2 separate regions of the Homo sapiens genome follow, and region 1 is linked to region 2. The links are chromatin loops, found by intact Hi-C in ENCODE. Cell type or tissue: Panc1. All regions are shown on one strand.

The links. Hi-C counts contacts between places; a loop is a spot of excess contacts. Peaks named below come from ENCODE experiments on the same cell type or tissue, not always from the same donor. Only the 100,000 strongest peaks of a DNase experiment are listed, where the experiment ranks them.
Region 1: a loop joins it to region 2, with 7 times the contacts of the local background. A loop is called at or near these places in 4 of 110 quality-filtered maps.

What each region holds. Positions count from the first base shown.
Region 1 is chr2:62,782,495-62,790,494 of GRCh38, reverse strand. The region is part of intron 5 of EHBP1 (EH domain binding protein 1); the gene reads right to left. Among named protein-coding and RNA genes, the nearest start is that of EHBP1, 81 kb to the right of the region's middle. RefSeq lists an enhancer at 5,133-5,202. In Panc1, CTCF peaks have their summits at 2,802 and 3,005 (motif pointing left); a DNase peak (open chromatin) is centred at 2,914; H3K27ac peaks cover 1,034 bases.
Region 2 is chr2:63,297,929-63,305,928 of GRCh38, reverse strand. All of the region lies in intron 13 of WDPCP (WD repeat containing planar cell polarity effector), which reads left to right. Among named protein-coding and RNA genes, the nearest start is that of OTX1, 250 kb to the right of the region's middle. In Panc1, CTCF peaks have their summits at 4,630 and 4,835 (motif pointing right); no DNase peak of the experiment used is centred here.

The DNA.
Region 1 (8,000 bases), 520 kb after region 2:
CTCTAAATGTTTAATGTTTAAACATGCCACCAACAAGCATCTGACTAATAAAATGCAACTTCAAATAAAGGGAAACAATTTACTTCCTATTATTATCTGATACAGGTACTGCTGGAATTCAATTTCCTTTCAAATGTGTGCTTTTTTCAAAGAACATCCAACCACCCACACATTATTTAAAAAACAAAACAAAACAAACAACAAAAAACCTTTGTGTTAGAAATTGTCCCAGAACTGTATTTTGACGTTTTTAGCAACCTGACAAACCACTCTGTTTGCTTTCTTCTGCCAATACAAATCAAGCCAAGGACTAGTTTCTTCATTTATTTCATTCAATGTCACAAGACGACATTATGTCAGGGTAAAGGTCAATCATCAAGAATGCATGCTGCTGCTACAGTGGAAATATAAATATTCACCTGGGCTTTATTTCAAAGACTGGCTCACTGAAACTATTTAATAAGGCCTATAAAACTAGGAGGATGTGGAAAAACAATGTGTAAGAAACATTTTTCTCAACAAATTATATTCGCTGACATCATATAGAAAACTAAAGGTGCTACTTCAAAAACAAGTAAGTTTTAGGTAACTGGCATCAGAAAGGGGTTTTTCCTAGTTGTTTTAACAATCTCATGTTTTTTAAAATTTGCAGGAGTGCTACCCTGCAGGCATCTGTGACAGCATCACGAGGTTTCATATTTAGTGTGGGTGGTTGGATAAAATTGGACATTGATCAGTTTTGTGTGTGCTGAAAGGCACCAGGCTGGAACACTGTATTCAGCATTGGGTATGAGACTGCCAGTGCAGTGGGTTGGAAGATGTATGCATTGGCACTCCGTGTGGAACCAGGAGCTTACTTAAAAGGTTACTGAAATCTTGACTTTGGCAGCTGTCATCTTTAAGTGATCATGAATAGTTAAGAATTAAATCCAGAGCCAGACCTCTGAAGATCAGAGGTTGTGCACGTTTGAGGCACTAACCGTCCTTTATAACATTCTGTCCTCAGAAACAGAAAGCAGGGAGTAGGCCTTTTGGTGGGTGGGTGGGTGGAGAAGTGTTACATAGTTGAGAAAGTCACATTTTTAAAACACTCAGCTAAACTTAACTCTATCAACTTTCTAGGTGGCATTTAAATTAAAACGTCAGCAGATGTAATTACGTAAATAGATGAAGCAACTTTGTAATATTTTACCAAGTTAGGAATTCCAAGGTCTTTTTCTACTACATATATATGTGTTTGTGTCTTCCTAATGTACATTCTGAACCCTTTGCCTCCAAAAACAATTTGAAATGGCTATGCAGTCTCACAGAGCACTCTTATTAATGGCAACAGCCAAAAGACTACTCCATACTATCTGTTCTTGATGACTGGGTATTATAAAGGGCCAGCAATATCTCAAACATGCACAACTTCTAGTCTCCATAGGTGTGACTCTGGATCTAAGGTTTAACTCTTCATGATCACTAAAAGAAGACAGCTGCCAAAGACAAGACATTTTCACAGGACATATGCTTTTCACAGTGACTCCTCTCATGTTCCCTACCACCAGTAAATCAAATATTTTTCCCACCAGAGCTAAAATATGGTAACACAGAATTATTCATGCACAGATGAGTGGCGTTTCATAGATTTGTGCTACAGCATCTAATACATCTAACAGGGTCACAGCATGCCTTCAACATCTGCAATTAGTAATGAAGGTACTGGAATGGTATGATCTATTAGGTGTAAATTAAATATAGGTTTCTGTTAAAGATCAAGCTTATTGGCAAACCTTCAGAAACAGGTAAGAAGAATATAAAAACAAAATTAAGTAAAATAATTTCTTAGTAATAACAGAAAATAATTGCTTTTCTTAAGTGAAAGGAGGCAAAAAAAGCCTCTTATAAATTAGTATGATAAAGTTTAAAGGAAAAATATATAGTTAAACTGGAATTTCAAGCTTCTAGATTCCAGAAACAGGGTTATTTTAAGTTTCCTAATTTTCTAGAAAATAACAACAGGGTTTTTTTTTTGGTACACAGGAAAAGTCCATAACATGAGTATTACTCAGAGTGACAGATTAATAGACATATGCAATACCCACCCCTCCACCTATACTATCAAAGTTTAGTTCTTTTAATTGGAAGAATTTGGTTTTAAGGGAAAAAACATCACAACACATACGAATTATGACTCCACTCCCTAGTGGGCAGAAGTTGGGTGATTTAAATAAGAGAAAACATACAAATATTTTATATTGGAATAGGAAAGACCACATAAACCTTTAAATATATAACATTTCATCAGCTAGCATATTTTTAAGCAATGTTAGAAAAAATTACAGAATTATTGTATAATTACAAAAACATCATTTGTCTATGAAAGAAAACAATTCTAAACCACTTAATTTAAAAGAGGCATTCTTTAAAAATCCCTTTTCCTGGCATTAAAAATAAACTGTCACTGAGAAAAAGAAAAAAATTCTCCCAAAGCCTTCTATCTAAAACACAATTCATATTTTGATGTAAAGAAACCATCCTACTCCATTCCCCCAAATCACAACCTTAAAGAGTTGCTACTTAAATATTAGCCAGTGCTCTGTGAACCATTTTATATTAAAATTGGATAGTTCTAAACACCACACATATAAAAAGTATTGTTTGACACAGTGCCATTTTGATGATAAATTGCAATCTATAGCTCAAATAATTCTACCCAGGGATTAACATTTCAGAGGCTGAGCCAGAGATTATGTGTGTGGATCTTGAATTTCATCATCTCCCTTTGGCACAATAGCTTATTCTTCCTTTTTTCATCTATTCTTTCATGAAGGGTCAGGAAAGCTTAGCCTTGCTATTGCATTCATTTCATCTCTACATTAACCAGATACCTTGCAGTCTTTAGTTCTTATGTGTTATTCCATTACAACTACTATGCTGCACTGTGCTATGGCTAATGAGGTTTGTACCAAATCAAAGGGTGCCATCAAGTGGTTATAATACTCTAAACAGCATTACACTAAATGACTATTCCAGATAGGCTTTCTTCAATATAGACAAACTTGCCACGCCTCTATGAAAGAACACATTAATGGAGCAAGGGGGTGGGGGGGGGGGGCAGCGGTGCAGTGTGGGGTGGTGCAGGAGGGGCAACAGGAGTATCCATATTAATTGTTGTTTTGTATTTTCTATCCTCAGGGATTTCTTTTCCTGCATAGTATATTTATAAAATATAACTTTAGAACCATTGTTAAAATTAGTATTTATGTCAGCAGATTATCAAATGATATTTATTAAGTATAATTCAAGCACGGCAGCAGAACTGGGAACTAAACTTTATCAGTCAAAAATCATGACTATACTGATAGGAGCTTATTTCTGAAAATAAGCAATAATAGTGCACATACTTAAAGAAAGACAGCGTCTTGTCAGATTCATTTCCTATTGCTAATGAAAACTTGCAAGGCTATGAAATACAGCCAGTAATATTTGGTTTATGTCATACAGCCATGCCTGCGGTCTAACAAGGAACATAGCAGTTAAAGTGAGAACGTATTTTCAGTTATTTAAAACTTTCAGCAGTCTACTCAACAGGCTACAGGGGTCCCTTAGAGTTTTGAAGACAGGAATCAAGAACTGCTCTTAGAAAACACACAAGATAACATGCAATTCAAAATTGCCCACTCTGCAGAGCTGGCCAAACTGCTGCTGCCTGCAACTGTCCTGTACCAGTGAAACCTAACACATAGGCTTAAAGCATCTTCATAACTATATACTTAATTCTGCTGCGGAGAAAGCAAATTATCCAAGTTCAGAAATTAAACAAGATGTGAAAAATTAAATCATAAAAGCTAACTTAATCTTTAAGATTCAAGGTGCAGTACGAACACAGTAGCAAACTCCAGGCAAAACTAAAAATCTGTATGATGACATTGATATATTTTCTACATAGCTATTGCAGATTGCCTACAAAAATATTTCTCATCCCACATTTTCTTCTAGAGCCTTACCACTTCCCAATCAAGAGGTAGAGTCTAATTCCCCTCCCCTTTGAACCACGGCAGGTTTGTGATTGGCTTACAGCTAACATAAAATGATGAAGTAACACTATGTGGCAAGGCTAGGTCAAGAAGGTGATGCAACTTACACTGGGAGAGCTAGAATAGTCATTCTTGAAGTCTTTAGCTGCCATGAAAGTAATCCAACTGCCTTGAAAAAAATCCACACTAACCCACTGAAAGAGAGGAAATGGAGAGGCCTTGATACCACATGAAATGCCAGGGTCCATCTCATGGGCTCCAGTCCTTCCTCCCCTCATGTTCTACCCCAACCACCTCAGACTACAACTGCATGAGAGATTTCAAAGCCAGAACTGCCCAGCCAAACCCTAATATGACTATAATCTGATCTATTTAACTGAATCACAAGTGGCAGAAAATTATCAAGTTCCAGCAAGCATTGCTGCACTGCTTATAACAATGTTTAGTTGGTTACATACGGGAATGCAGTAGACAACTAATGCCCACAAAGCTGGAAATACAAAATGGAACAACACGCAGAAAGGTCAGAAAAATGAGATCACTACCTCTGATGGATGAGGAAAGGATGATGTGGTTCAGAAAGAAAAAAAAAAGTTTCGTAAGTTTCATTTGGGCAAGGAGTTATATATGTCCTGGAAAAGACTGGAATGGTATTACAGTAGTTTACAGCATAAGCAGAAAGTTTAAAAATATTTTAGGGCAATCCACATAAAAACACTAGAAACCAATGTAAGAAAAAGTAGGTTGTATAAGAAAGGTGAAGGAGAATACAGGGCCTTAAAATATATATTTTAATAAGAAAAAGAAAATAAAATTTAAAGGAATCTCACTTGGAAAAAAATCACTGATATATCCAACTGCCTTCTGGATATCTTTCCCCCGCCACAACCCACTCCTACCAATTCTTCCTTTGTGTTCTCTATACTGACTAAGAGCAAATTATCTAAACATTCAAACTAGAAATCTGGAAGTCACCCTACACTCTCTGACCTCCCTTAGCCCTTGAAATGAGTCACTAAGAAGTGATTCCACTACCTTCTACACACTTCTGAATCTTTTTCGCCTCTTCTCTGTCTGCACCTGCTAAGGCCACTGTCCCAGTTCACGCCCATGACATCTGTTACTTGGATAACTGAATCAGTTGCCTATCTGATCTCAAGTCCTTCAGTTTTGCACATTTCAATTCATTCTCTATAGAAATATCTTTTTTAAACTGTGGGTTATGATCCATTAGTGGATGGTGAATTCATTTTAATGGGTTGCAAAGTCAATTAAGCGGTTTGCAAACAGCATTCTAAAACATCAGGATAGAACAGAAAATACCACAGTACATCCCACAATACTTGTAAGAGTAAGACTTGTTTCAGTTGTTCACAGGTACATATATGTGTATACTAGATCATAATATAAAATGTATTTCTTACAGCTACAGTAAAAAAAAGTTTGAAAGGTAAAAACTGATTATTTAAAAATACAAATCTGACCATATTATCACTCTGCTTAAAACTTTTCCATGCTTCCTGATAGCTTACTGGAATGATGAATCAGAATCATAGAGGGTCCAGTGGGCAAATCTATATGTTTTCATAGTCCAGAAGTGATTCTCATAGGCAGCCAAGTTTGGGATCCACAGGCTGCTAGGATAAAGTTCAAATTCCTCGGTATGGCACACAAGGCCATCCATAGTCTTACCCAAGATGAGTAAGGGCTCATGTTGATAGCTTCAACCCCTAGTACTCTCCTCACTTTGGGTATAAAGCTGTAACAATTTTATCTCTGTGCCTTTACCAAGGCTATTCCCTCTGTGCTTACCTCAGACCCCATTCTCTTCACACAATTATCTGGTGAGTGAACTTTTAAAAGTCTTTCAAGTTCATGTGGCAACTGCTCCATAAAGCCTTTCCCATGCCCCTGATAGATATGAGTACTCCTGGACGTCTTCAAGGGGCCTGCCACCTGCCTCTTTAGCATCCTCACTATATTTCGATGATTTGCTTACAGATCTGCCTCTCTGACTAGATTGAGAACTACATGCAGGTGAAACTTTGTCTTATTCATATCCCCAATGTTAGGAAGTAAATGTATAACCAATATCACAGTACCCAGGATAATGAAATCCAAAAAACAATCATTCTGTGACCCAAATTAAGTAGAACAATGGTCTCCTTTATAAAAAAATTCAATCTTTCTCTTCTTCAGTTTGAAAAGAAAAAATGTGATTTTGGAAAATATCAAAAGAGGTAGGAAACATATATTGTTAATTGCTTTGGCTGAAAAGATTTAATATAAAGTAAATACATCATGATTTTTAGTGATTTAATTAGTAGTTTTATATCCATTTCATGTCATTTGACCACTTTTCTAAATTTTTCCTAATTTTAAGGGTAAAGGGGAAATTCTTCAAAGTTATTAAGGCTGATTTATTTCTAAATTCATCCTGCCCCAGAGATCTGTGGAACTTTGAACTTGAAAGAGATGATTTAGGGTATCCAGCAGAGGAAATTTCTAAGCAGCAAAGCATTCAGGAGGAAGCAGAGCAAAACATTTGGAAAATTTACAGCCTGACAATGTGATAAAAAAGAAAACCCCATTTTCTGGGCAGAAATTCAAGCCAACTGCAGAAATTTGCATAAGTAATGAGGAGACTAATGTTAGTCACCAAGACAATGGGGAAAATGTCCCCAGTTCATGTCAGAGACCTTCACAGCAGCCCCTCCCATCACAGGCCAGGAGGCCTGGAAGGGAAAAATGGTTTCCTGAGCCAGGTCCAGGGCTCCCCTGCTGTGTGCAGCCTTGGGACTTGGTGCCCTGTGTCCCAGCCACTTGAGCAAGGGCTAAAAGGGGCCAACATACAGCTTAAGCCATTGCTTCAGAGGGTGCAAGCCCCAAGCCTTGGCAGCTTCTACGTGGTGTTGGGCCTGTGAATGCACAGAAGTCAAGAACTCAGGATTAGAAACCTCCACCTAGATTTCAGAGGATGTATACAAAGGCCTGGATGTCCAGATAGAAGTTTGCTGCAGGGGCAGAGCCCTCATGGGGAAACTCTGCTAGGGCTGTGTGGAAGGGAAGTGTCAGGTTGGAGCCCCTACACAGAGTCCCCACTGGGGCACTGCCTAGTGGAGCTGTGAGAAGAGGTCCACCATCTTTCAGACTCCAGAATGGTAGATCCACTGAGAGGTTGCACTGTGCACCTGGAAAAGCCACAGACACTAAATGACAGCCCGTGAAAGCAGCCAGGAGGGGGGCTGTACCCTGCAGAGCCACAGAGGTGGAGCTGCCCAAGTCTGTGAGTGCCACCTCTTGCATCAGCGTGACCTAGCTGTGAGATATGGCATCAAAGGAGATCATTTTGGAACTTTAAGGTTTAATGACTGCCCTGTTGGATTTTGGACTTGCATATGGCCTGTATCCCCTTTGTTTTGGTCAATTTCTCCCATTAGGAATGGGTGTATTTACCCAACGCCCACACCCCCATTGTATCTGAGAAGTAACTAACTTGCTTTTAATTTTACAGGCTCATAGGTGGAAGGGACTTGCCTTGTCTCGGATAAAACTTTGGACTTAGACTTTTGGTTAATGCTGGAATGAGTTAAGACTTTGGGGGACTGTTGGGAAGGCATGATTTTGTTTTGAAACGTGAAGACATGAGATATGGGAGGGGCCAGGGACTGAATGATATGGTTTGGCTGTGTCCCCACCCAAATCTTATCTTGAATTGTAATAATCTCCACACGTCAAGGGTAGGACCAGGTGGAGATAACTGAATTATGGGGGCAGTTTCCCCCATACTGTTCTTATGAGTTCTCAGGAGATCTGATGGTTTTACAAGGGGCTTACCCCCTTTGCTTGGCATTCATTCTGTCTCCTGCTACCCTGTGAAGAGGTGCCTTCCACTATGACTGTAAGTTTCCTGAGGCCTCCCCAGCCATACGGAACTGTGGGTCAATTAAACCTCTTTTCTTTATATTATAAATTACC
Region 2 (8,000 bases):
TGTGTCTCTATCTCCTTCAGTATGCTTTGTGAAGTTCTTGTGCTGTATTTTTCATCTCCATCAGGTCATTTATGTTCTTCTCTAAACTGGTTATTCTAGTTAGCAATTCCTCTAACTTTTTTTCAAGGTTCTTAGCTTCCTTGCATTGGGTTAGAACATGCTCCTTGAGCTCGGTGGAGTTTGTTATTACCCACCTTCTGAAGCCTACTGTCAATTCGTCTCACTCATTCTCCATCCAGTTTTGTTCCCTTGCTGGCAAGGAGCTGTGATCCTTTGGAGGAGAAGCAGCTTTCTGGTTTTTGGAATTTTCAGCCTTTTTGCCCTGGTTTTTCCTCATCTTTGTGGATTTATCTACCTTTGGTCTTTGATGCTGGTGACCTTTGGATGGGGTTTTTGTGTGGACGTCTTTTTTGTTGATGTTGATGCTATTTCTTTCTGTTTGTTAGTTTTCCTTCTAGTAGTCAGGCCCTTCTACTGCAGGTCTGCTGGAGTTTGCCTGGGTATCACCAGCAGAGGCTGCAGAACAGCAAAGATCGCTGCCTGTTCCTTCGTCCCAGAGGGGCATCTGTCAGATGCCAGCAGGAGCTCTCTTGTATGAGGTGTCTATTGACCCCTGCTGGGAGATGTCTCCCAGTCAGGAGTCACGGGGGTCAGGGGCACACTTGAGGAGGCAGTCTGTCCCTTAGAGCTTGAGTGCTGTGCTGGGAGATCCACTGCTCTCTTCAGAGCTAGCAGGCAGGAATGTTTAAGTCTGCTGAAGCTGTGCCCAAAGTCGCCCTTTCCCCCAGGTGCTCTGTCCCAGGGAGGTGGGAGTTTTATCTATAAGCCCCTGACTGGGGCTGCTGCCTTTCTCTCAGAGATGCCCTGCCCAGAGAGGAGGAATCTAGGGAGGCAGTCTGGCTACCGCGGCTTTGCTGATCTGTGGTGGGCTCTTCCCATTTTGAACCTCCTGGCAGCTTTGTTTACAACGTGAGGGGAAAACTGCCTACTCAAGCCTCAATAATGGTGGATGCCGCTCTCCCCACCAGGCTCGAGTGTCCCAGGTGGACTTCAAACTGCTGTGCTGGCAAGAATTTCAAGCTAGTAGATCTTAGCTTGCTGGGCTCCATGGGGGTGGGATCCGCTGAGCTAGACCACCTGGCTCCCTGCCTTCAGCCCCCTTTCCAGGGAAGTAAACGGTTGTGTCTCACTGGCATTCCAGGCACCACTGGGGTATGAAAAAAAACTCCTGCAGCTAGCTCGGTGTCTTCCCAAACAGCCACCAAGTTTTGTGCTTGAAACCCAGGGCCCTGGTGGTGTAGGCACCCGAGGGAATCTCCTGGTCTGCAAGTTGCGAAAACCATGGGAAAAGTGTAGTATCTGGGCCTAAATGCACTGTTCCTCACGGTACAGTCCCTCACAGCACAGTCCCTCACAGCTTCCCTTGGCTAGGGGAGGGAGTTCCCCGACCCCTTGTGCTTCCCATGTGAGGCGATGCCCCACCCTGCTTCAGCTCGCCTTCTGTGGGCTGCACCCACCATCTAACCAGTCTCAATTTGATGAATCAGGTACCTCAGTTGGAAATGCAGAAATCACCCACCTTCTGTGTTGATCTCACTGGGAGCTGCAGACTGGAGCTGTTCCAATTCAGCCATCTTGCCAGCCACCCATATGTCACATTTTCTTTATACAATCAACCATTGATGAAGACTTCAGTTGATTCCATGACTTTACTATTGTGAATAATACTGCAATAAACATATGAGTGCAAGTGTCTTTTTTATATAATAATTTATTTTCCTTTGGGTAGATGCCCAGTTGTGGGATTGCTGGGTTGAATGGTAGTTTTATTTTTAGTTCTTTGTAAAACATCTATACTGTTTTTTATAGAAGTAGTACTAATTCACATTCCCACCAACAGTGTACAAGGGCTCCCTTTACTCCACATCCCTGCCTACATCTGTTTTTTTTTTTTTTTTGACTTTTTACTAATAGCCATTCTGAGTCATGTAAGATGAAATGTCAGTGTGGTTTTAATTTTAATTTCTCTGATAATTAGTGATGTTGAGCATTTTTTCATATGTTTATTGACTGCTTATATGTCTTCTTTTGAGAAATGTCTATCTCTTTTGCCCACTTTTAATGGGATTGTTTGTTCTTTTCTCTTGCTGGGTTGTTTACCAAGGCCTTCTTTAGCATTCCCATTGCCCCAGAGAGCCAAGACCAATATGCATTCATCTGGGAAAAGAGAACGGTGAATCTTTACCGTGTTGCCCCTGGTATCTTTACTTAGCCCCACTGTCTGTTGTGGCCAAAAGGCCTCCAACCTCAGTCAGTGGACCACTCCAGAGGGGTATGTGTTTTCCATTATACTGATGATATCATGCTAACTTCTGAGTCTTTTTCTAGCTTAGAAACTGCAGCCCCAACCTTGCTGTCTTACTTGACCTACAGAGGTACAATGGGTGGTCAATGCAAAGTCCAGGGTCCAGGCGTATCAGTCAAATACCTGGGTTTCATCTAGTGGGGTGAGACTAAATTTATTCAGTCTACCATTATAGAATAAGGTAAAGGCCAACCCACGTCCTACCACACCAGAGCAGCTGCAAACCTTCTTAGGCCTTCTAGGGTATTGATGTCCTTTTATTTCCCCATTTGGTACAACTCCTTAGGCCCCTAGATGGCTTAGTCAAGAAGGAGGGCCACTGGAACTGGTCCACAAAGGAGGATGTGGCCTTGAACAAGCTAAAATCGCAGTGAAATAAATGCAGGCCTTGGAAGTTATAGTGCAGGGATAGCCTTGTAAATTGGAGGTAGCCAGTTACTCTGAGGGGCTTGGGTGGGGCCTGTAGGAAACACACGGACATATACATGTGCCTTTAGGATTCTGGTACCATCTATTGAAGTGGCTACTTTGGGGTATATACCCTGACCCCACTCAGAAAACTGGCTTCTGATTTTGTGGCCCTCACCCAGGAACTGACTTAGCACAAGAAGATAGTCACCATTGTAAAATGGCAGAGACTAAAACAAAATATTGCCATGTGTTTACAGGTCATGTTCCCAAGGACATGAAACAAGATGGAGGCCTGTAGCCAAGTTTGTTACTGATCATTTTGTTGGGCTGGCTTGAACAGCAGTCGTATGGGGTCCTGGGTCTACATCTTAACCTAAAGTACCCTTTCTTCTGACAGAACCATACAGAAAGACACACAAAGCACACAAGAGTGTCTACAGCTTGACACCAACCTCACAAATCCTTTTTCATTAAAACTTTACAGAGAATATTAGCAATTATCCTTATTTATCCCTTTTACCAATTTGCACAGGGAGAGAGAAGCCAAAAGCCCAACTGGTAAGAAATTTTTACCCTTTTGTTGGCATGTCAGGCTTCTGGGTTCCCTTCCTCCTAGCTCAACTCTAAGCCAAGCATTTTAATGGTTGGGAAATTAATTTTTCCAAAGTTGGAAGAACATTATAAAAGAGAAGCCATTTTAAACCATGAAAGAAGGAAAAACACCATAGAAAAGTCTGGTAGTTTCAATTAAGATTGTGAACAGGTATTTCCTATCCTACTGGGAATGGTATTTGCTGTATTTCTTCCCCTTTTCTATTTTCTCTTTTCTCTTTTGGCCCACTATAGGAGACATATTGCTCATCTTTGATATTCTCTGATGCTTGCAGAGCTGCCTGCTTCTCAGCTGTGGTTAGGGTTTGGCTTAGGAGCAGCCTAACATCCTTCTATGAGAGGTCAAATACATGAGTTAAATTTTGGAAAGCTTCTATATACCTATCAGAGTCGTTAGAAAATTGACCTAAGTCTCCCTTTATTTGCCTAAGGTCCTGTAATGACAAGGGAACTTGAAGGGGCCCCAAATGAGGGGGATCATGAGGTGGTTCCCTTCGAAGTTGCTTCTCTAATTTTGGAGAAATATTCTTTTTGGGTCTGCCCGATATGATTGCTAAAAGCACTAGGTTGATTTTGTAACACTTGCAAAGATCTAGTAAAAAGGCCATGCCCTTGTGCAAAAGAAAATGAGCTGCTTTTTCTTTAAAGTCTCAGGGTGAAAGAAGTCCCAGTGCTTCAGAATGCACTCCAAGGGAGTGCAGGTTTCAGATAGTACCCATCTAGAAAGAAAAGTGGAAAAAAAAAAAAAAGGCATCCCTTTGTCTCCTTCCTTTTGGTGTGACTCAGTGTGGAGAGGAAGACAGTGGGGGTGTCCCCTTGCTGTTTTCCCTCTATAGTTCCTGGGTCCTGACACCTTGTTGAACATGCTGCTCATGGTTGCTGGCGTGACCCCCAGCCATGGAACCAGAGGAACTAAGAGATTGGGATTAGTCATGCTTACCCAAGTGGCTCTAGTTCTCTGCCTGTGATTTCCCTTTGACTTCCTAGATTTGTGTGACCTGCCTGGCTCCCTGAAAAATGGATCTCCAGAAAAACTACATAATAGTTGAAGAAGGCCACTTTAATGGAGGGGGTATGCTAGATTGAACTTTATATCCTGCTATTATGGCCTGTGCTGAAGCGTTTACCCATAGAGAATGGTTCAGGCTAACTTCTGAACTTAAAATCCCCTTACTAATTAAGTGCCACTCTAATTGGAGGCAGAACAGGTACCTTAAAAGAACGTAGAGACTGAATGGCCATTTTCCTGCTGATGGGACAGTATCAAGACTAAAATTTGGCTTTGGAGGATATTTTAATGCAATTGTTGAAGGCAGAATTTTCCCGTTTACCAAAGCAGCAGAAAGCCTGGTTTCCAGTAGAGAGGCTCAAAAAGGGAAGATAATTGAGAGGCTAGGGTATTTTGTTGAAGGACCAACAATGTGCCTCATGGATCCCTGTCCCACTAGGTGGCACTGTTGACCTTGAAACACCATGTGCTCTCTAGACCAAGGGCAGAGTGACCTTGACATGCCATGTGCTCTTCAGACCAAGGGCAGATAGAGACCTGGAAATGCCATGTGCTCTACAGACCAAGGACAGAGAGAGACCTGGAAATGCCACATGCTCTCCAGACCAAAGGCAGAGAGAGACCTGGAAATGCCACGTACTCTCTAGACCAAGGACAGAGAGACCTGGAAATGCCATGTACTCTCCAGACCAAGGGCAGAGACCTGGAAATGACATGTGCTCTTCAGACCAAAGGCTAAGAGAGAGACAGTCACTGTGGTGGGGGGAACCCTCTGTTCCTAGAAAATCACAAAGACATCTTCCCTTGAGCTATATCCCCAGTTACTAGACATTCTCTGATATTGCCAAACAATATTACTTACCTGAACTGTAAAACTTCCCACATATATTTCATACACAGGATAAGAGATATGATAGTTGCAAACAGGAAAGGAGGAAATTATGATAGGAAAGTTGGGGATCCTGTTGCTGACACCCCATCAGGGCAGTCAGAGGCTGGGGTCAGTCCAGAAGCCTTTGAATAATACCAGGTGGGAGCTCTGGCCAGAAGAAATATTCATTTGCCCTAGGACTTCTTTCAGTCCCATGCAACAACTAAGTCCTCCATGAAAGGTCTAAAATGGAGGCTGAGAGCCTCAGAAGGAAAGGACAGAGTTGGAGTTCGCTCCCCTCTACTCACCATTTTGATGAATGTTGTACTTGGTATCCTAGACAAGGTTCCCATTATGAAGTGGCTACATTGTCTGGGTTATAAACCCTGGGGTTCATTGTCATGCACCAGGAAAATTTAGGGCACAGACACACATGAGGAGTTTAGGAACAGAGGTTTAATAGGTAGAAGAGAAGAGAAAGAGCAACAGCTTCCTCCGTAGAGGAAGAGGTCTCCTAGCAGAAAGGGCCAGCTGGCCAAGTTTATAGTCCAGTTTGAGGAGGTGGTGTCTGATTTATATAGGGCTCATAGATTGGTTCCATCAGGTATGATGTTTACATAGCAAGCAGGGAAGGCTAGTTGTCCCAGGGCTTTCCAGTTGATCAGTGCCATCTTATCTGCTCCTTACAGCACACGTGGCTGGCAGAGAAGGGAAGATGGAGCCGCCATCTTAAAAATGTCCAGTCCTTAGTTCCTGCCGGCATTCATCCATGCAAGCTCCCAGCTTGCAGGCTGTTCTTTGTTAGAAAATGATCGGGGCTGCTTTTTATTAAACAGAAAAGCCTTTCCAAGGACTCCCATGTCCTTGCTATCTGCCTAAGGGATTTCTTCTTAACTCCTGCATCACTATGGAAGGGGACTGGAGTTAAATGTAATGTCGCAGAGCAACAACTTTGTGCTACATATTATGCCTTACAAGTTGAGGACATTACAAAGAGGGTCTCGAGGCTCGTATGCACCCCGTACCTCACAGCAGGTTGGCTGAAGGGTACCTTCCAGAAACCAAAGTCTATGAATGCCCAGACTGGCCAAATGTGAAGCCTGCCTTCAACAGAGGAGCACATGAACTAATAGCCCCTTGATTGCAGAGCTCCATTTGATGCTTGGACCTGTCACTTATGTTACAACTGAAGGACAGTCTTCAGTGGAGGATGCTGAGCCTCCACAAATCCCTTCCTTTTTACAGTAGGGACAGGGTCCAATTCCTAACCAGGCCTGGTACACAGATGGCTCATCACGATGCAATCCTTGCAACTAGACAGTTGTGGCCACTCAGCCATCCACTGATAGTATCTGGTTTGATACAGGTGAAGGGCATAGTAGCCAATGGGCTGAGCTGTAGGCAGCTTGGATGGTCCTCCTTCATAAGCTGGACCCAGTAGTCCTATGCACTGACAGCTGGGCTGTCTTTAAGGGACTCACAATGTGGCTACTATGGTGGAAAACACAGGATTGGTCAATAGCAGCCTGTGCCCTTTCAGGTGCTGACGTGTGGAATGACGTTCTCCATGCATCCAGAGGATGCATGTAACAGTCTACCATGTGGATGCCCACATTGCATCTACACCACCTGGAAATCAACAGGTAGACAAGCCTAGCCTACATTCTCCTCCTCAAGGAAGTGCCCACAAAAGATGTGGCTTACTGGCTACATAAAAAGACAGGACATTGGGGACCACATACCTTTTGGGACATAGTGAAAATTGAGGACTACCACTATGATATAAAGATATAGTACTCATCTATCAGCAATGTCCTACCTGTGCACAGCAACACCTCAGGCCCTTTCCACACAATACTGAACAGATAGGCCAGGGCTGCAGCCAAGTGCAACAGTGGCAGGTAGACTACATAGGACCTTTGCCTCTATGTAATGGCTGCCAAGGAACCCAGTAATGGCTCAGCCCAAGTCCCAAAACCTCAAAAGTAAGGAAGTCAACATTGTGGCCTCACAGCTGTGGCTGAAGGCCCGAGAGCCCCTGGCAAACCACTGATGTAAGTCCAAGAGTCCAAAAGCTGAAGAACTTGGAGTCTTGAGAGCAGGAAGCATCCAGCATGGGAGAAAGATAAAGGCAAGAAGACTCAGCAAGTCAGCTTCTTCCACCTTCTTCTGCTTGCTTTTCTAGCCATGCTGGCAGCCAATGGGATAATGCCCACCCACATTGTGGGTGGGTCTTCCTGAAGGTGGTTCTTCCTCTCCCAGTCCACTGATTCAAATGTTAATCTCTTCTGGCGACACCCAGAAACAATACTTTGCATACGTCAATCCAATCAAGTTGACAATATTAACCATCACAGATGGCTATCCCCACAGCAATGTAACCGATCCCTTCAAATAACCAAAGATATGTGGCTGGGTGGCAGTATAACTCTCTCCACATGGGGGCCTATCCCTCCCCTTGGGGATTGTTATGGGCCGTGACACCCACAGCTGGCCTTACTTACCCTCTAATTGGACTGGTATATGCACCTGGTGGCATCCTTGTCAGTATGCGTTGTGTCCCGTTTAGATACCATGCATTCCTATTCACTGGGAGAGTGTAAAAGTCAGGTACTGCCAGAAGCATGCATTCTGGAGGTTTTACCCTTTGGCCATTTTTTCTCCCCAAGTGGCAACAATAGATATAGATAGAGCTGCAAGTTGAGGCTAAACATATGGCTGCAGCCATTAAT